Regions from separate parts of the Homo sapiens genome. Here region 2 is linked to region 1. The links are chromatin loops, found by intact Hi-C in ENCODE. Cell type or tissue: Caco-2. All regions are shown on one strand.

Evidence for each region. A loop is a pair of places that touch in the nucleus more often than their neighbours do. Peaks named below come from ENCODE experiments on the same cell type or tissue, not always from the same donor. Only the 100,000 strongest peaks of a DNase experiment are listed, where the experiment ranks them.
Region 2: a loop joins it to region 1, with 2.7 times the contacts of the local background. A loop is called at or near these places in 1 of 110 quality-filtered maps.

Annotation. Positions count from the first base shown.
Region 1 is chr5:16,880,373-16,882,872 of GRCh38, forward strand. The region is part of intron 1 of MYO10 (myosin X); the gene reads right to left. Among named protein-coding and RNA genes, the nearest start is that of MYO10, 55 kb to the right of the region's middle. In Caco-2, no CTCF peak of the experiment used is centred here; DNase peaks (open chromatin) are centred at 329 and 1,119; H3K4me3 peaks cover 365 bases.
Region 2 is chr5:16,753,370-16,755,869 of GRCh38, forward strand. It overlaps MYO10 (myosin X), which reads right to left. Exons shown (of 41, transcript NM_012334.3): 19 at 1,459-1,539. Among named protein-coding and RNA genes, the nearest start is that of RETREG1, 140 kb to the left of the region's middle. RefSeq lists enhancers at 1,190-1,830, 1,831-2,471. In Caco-2, no CTCF peak of the experiment used is centred here; a DNase peak (open chromatin) is centred at 1,452.

The DNA of each region.
Region 1 (2,500 bases):
CTCCTTTCCCCACTGACCAACTCACAGAGTTCCCCGGAGAGTTATACGACTCTCCTAGTATCCCCTATTGTGACCTTATCTATAAGAGGCCCTCCCCATAGGCACTCATTTCCCTGGTACATGCTATGGAGATTCTAAGTTGTTTACTCCATTCATAGATCTTCAAAGATGCTCCAAACAGGAGTTTAAATCCTCTGCTATAAAGATGGAAAATAGCATCAAAAATGAATATTAAGTGCTCCTATATAAATCCTGAGGCCTGCCTATGTAAAGAACACACAGCACCAACAGGGGCCAGTACCTATTTGCACACAAGTCCCTCACCCCCTACTCTTGCTTCAGCCTGAGACACTGATAACACACATGAAGAATGAGACTTAACAACTGCCTGTCAGTCCTGATTTCTTTATTAGCAAACAGCTGCTTCCAAAAAGAACACTGACTTCAGGCATCTGCTACGACGCTGGTCTCTCAAATATCACTCCATACCCAAGCCACATTATTTGTAACATTCTAGAAAAAGATTTCAAGTGCCTGATGACTTTTTTCGGCCTCTCTTTAATTCACATGTCAGGGACTGCAATATTTGAAAGCTTTTAAATATACACCTCCCAACACACATACACGCCCATGCTCGCAGCAATGAAAATGTTCAAAGTGATATAAGGCAAGAACTTTTACTCATTAGGTTAAAATCAGGAAACAATAACTCCCAGTGTAACTCCAACCCAGAACCCCTAGTCCAAAGCTTTCTGTGTATTGTGACCATCACTAGCATTGTTTTCATTAAAAAGGATTTCACACACCTGTTTCCCAATCAAAATTGTCTATTTAGTAAGAATGAAATTGAGATTATGCAACATTATCAAATTAATATAAACTGTCAGCAGGATTAATATGTACCCTTTTGGCTTCCACAGGCCATCCAGAACATATTTTTTCACTCCAGCGTGCAGTTTCTTTGACTTAGCATCTCACTGTGGGTCTCTTTACCCTTTCGTTTGAAAGTACTACAAAAGCCCTTTGTTGACACAGTGCTTTATGATCAAATACACAGTTCAGCTCCTGCAGTCCAAAGGTCTTCTCCAACAGGTGTGAAGAACTGCTGATAAGCAACTTTTACAAAATCCAGCCCAGATTTCAAATCCACAGCCCATTGGCCAGTTTTCCTAGGTCTATCACAAACAGCTGTCTTCCACAGGTGGGAAGGGAAATGCATTCAAAACACCCCCTTTGTTCTTTGAAAAAGTATTAACTGGCAATTTTCATAGAATCGGAATTGCAAAGTTAAACTGCTGAAATAGGTATTTTTTACATAGATTGTTCCTGGTGCTTTCTCTGAGACCCCAATCTTTCTACTTCCACTCTATTAGAACACATGTGCCCAGGTCCGAAAGAGGCCACCCACAAGCATTTGAAAACAAAGTCACAGGCAGACATTTACCAGACCATCTAAGTTGGAGTGGGAAAGAAAAATTTGCCCACCGTATGCAAACTATTACATTCAGTCATTGTTAAATAAGGCTGATAATTTAATACATTATATAGGCAACCTAGCATATGGAAAAGGCTCACAATTTGATTAAAAAATTGCCTTTATAAGCAGGTGGAACAAGTTTGATCATAACATACACATTTTATTAAAACGTGGACAAGTTTGCATCTTAATTTCTGAGACAAATATGTGAGTGTTAATATAATGGCTAAAAATTTTTCTGTACATAATCACCAGAAATGTTTCTGCAATATAAAGCACTTATGCATAAATTCCTATCCCCCTTTGAACTTTAAAGCAATCCTATAAGACAGAGAGGCAATACCGTCCCTTTCTTCAAACGTAAGGTTCACAGAGGTTCCATTTTCTACTGCCAACAATGATTTCCTGGATATAATAAAAGGGGCTGACTTTATCAAATGTTGGTGAGGATGTAGAGAAACTGAGAATGTAAAATGGTACATCTGCTTTGGAAAATGGTTTGGCAATTTCTTAAAAAGCTAAACATAATCTTATCATATATGTCCCAACAATTTAACTCCTAGTTGTTTACTCAAAAAAAAATTTTTTTAAGTCTTGTGTGCAAATATTCATAGCAGCAATATTCTTACCAGCAAAAATACTGGAAACAATTCAAAGGTCTAGTAACTGGTATAGAGATACTCAGAATAAATCCATACAATGAGACTCCTCAGTTATTTAAATTAAAAAAAAAAATCACTGATACATTCACCAACAAAGATGGACCATACACATCATGGTAAGTGAAAGAAGCCAGATACAAAAGGCTACATATTGTGTGGTTCCGTTTATATGAAGTTTCTGGAAAAGGCAAATCCATAGACACAGACAATAGATGAATGGCTACCCAGAGCTGGGTGCGGGAGGGACAGTGACTGAGTGAAAAAGGTGGAAATCTGTCCTAACACTGCCCTGTGGTGATGGCTGCACAATTATATACATGTGCTGAAAATCATTCTACTGGGCACCTATAATGGGTGAATT
Region 2 (2,500 bases), 130 kb before region 1:
TGTTAACCAGGATGGTCTCCATCTCCTGACCTTGTGATCCACCCGCCTCGGCCTCCCAAAGTGCTGGGATTACAGGCGTGAGCCACCGTGCCCGGCCTTTTTTTTTTTTTTTTTTTTTGGGAGACAGAGTCTGGCTCTATCTCCCAGGCTGGAGTGCAGTGGCAGATCTTGGCTCACTGCAACCTCCACCTCCTGGGTTCAAGTGATTCTCGTGCCTCAGCCTCCTGAGTGGCTGGGATTACAGGCACGTGACACCATGCCTAGCAAATTTCTGTATTTTTAGTAGAGATAGGGTTTCACCATGTTGGCCAGGCTGGTCTCAAATTCCTGACCTCATGTGACCCGCCCACCTCGACCTCCCAAAGTGCTGGGATTACAGGCGTGAGCCACCATGCCCGGCTACTGTGGTTCTTATAAGCATACATCTTTAAACTATAAATGAGGAATCCATGCAATATTAAGCCAAAGGCAACTGGTTGGCATTATAAAAGATAAGATCCAGCATCAGTCAAATTACCAGAATATAATAAACCAAGTCTCATGGGAAACAGTTCAGATCAGATTTTTTACCTTAAACCTTATGAGGATGGCATCTAGTTCTTTAACATTAGCTCTTAAAATTACAATTAAATTTTACAATTTAATTACATTACAATTAAATTACATAAAAATTACATTACAATTAAATTACATAAAAATTACATTACAATTAAAATTTGTAGGGGTTTTCTCACATAAGAAGCATTCCTAAGAGGCTGTTTGCTGAATCAAAATAATTTAAATGTATTAACAATACTTTAAGACAAGCTACCTAATTAGCTGTGGATTCAGCGACTGCATATATCTAACACTATAGTTTCTTTGTTTAGGTAGCTTTTCCTTTTTAAGCTCACATTCCTTGTAATCGGATTATGAAATTAGAAAGCTAAAATCAAAGAGCCAAGACATTAATACTTATGACAACCTTTAGAGTGCTTTCTAATTAGTTATAAACAACTATTTAAAGTACTTAAAATCTAGCATTACTACTTAAAGCCTCTTCATCGTGTTTAAAATAACAATAAAGCAAAAAAAAGAAGGAAAGAAAGACAAATAAAAACTTTAAAAAAAAAATCAGCCACCACACATCAAATATTTCCTGTAAAATGATGTATCACACTCTGAAACTTTTCCCAAGAATTTTAAACCAAACGCTAAAAAAAAAAAAAAGTAAAGGCTTCACAATGTTTCCTTTTCAAATAGATGTCCCTAAAGCTTAATAACATCACTCAAAAGCAGACTAACAGGCCCAAGGGACAAAGGGAACTTTTTCATTTCATGTCAAGTTATAATAATGTCATATCCATTTCCAACCATCTACAATGAAAGGACTTTGGAGAAACCAAATCTGTGAGTAACCACCCCAGGAGGCTGTGTCCCTCGAGACAGATCCCAGCCTAGGACTGTCATCAATCTTACCTTCTGCATGTTTGGCTTGATACAGCGAACAAAGAAAGGATTAGAGGAGCTTAGCGTTGCCATTAAGGAATGCAGTGAGTCCTATTAGAAAAAGTATATGTTGATTTAGTCTCTTATTATGTCATTCTTTAAATTTCTCAGTACTCTAGGCACTTAGAAACAATAATTTAAAAAACACAATATAAATCATAGGACTAATAACTTAGAGGTTTTCATTTTTTAATTGTCATTCTAATATAAAATAAACATACTGAGTCAATGTATTAATAATTGAAATTATTCGATAATACACCAAACTCATTTATCACTTCCTTTGAAATAGTAAAATTCTATTTTATTTATTTATTTATTTATTTGAGACGGAGTCTCGCTCTATCACCCAGGCTGGAGTGCAGTGGCGTGATCTCGGCTCACTGCAAGCTCCGCCTCCCGGGCTCATGCCCTTCTCCTGCCTCAGCCTCCAGAGTAGCTGGGACTACAGGCGCCCGCCACCATGCCCGGAGAATTTTTTGTATTTTTAGTGGAGATGCGGTTTCACCGTGTTAGCCAGGATGGTCTCGATCTCCTGACTTCGTGATCCACCGGCCTCAGCCTCCCAAAGTGCTGGGATTACAGGCGTGAGCCACCGCGCCCGGCCTGAAATAGTACAATTTTAATAAACCATTCTGTCAACAAACAAAAATCATCCTAGGATATTTCAACGTTTAGTACAGAAAAACTGAGAAATAGCCACTCTTCCACTGTCATTATTCTTCCCAATTCATTAGTTCCATCGAAATGACAGTCTATGCCAGCACTTCACTGGTCTCTGAGCCACAATCTCTCACTCTTACCTTCAAATCGCCAGACTTACAGACTCCAGATCAATCTTTAATACTACTTTCTTTTCCAACTTTTTTTTTTTTTTTTTTTTTAGAGTTTTTAACATTTACCAAAGCAGACAAAAGCATACAATGAGTTCTCATTACCAGCTTCAGCTCAGGGCTAATCTCATTTCGCCTGATCCACACATACTATACCCACCCCTGTGGAAAAGCAAATC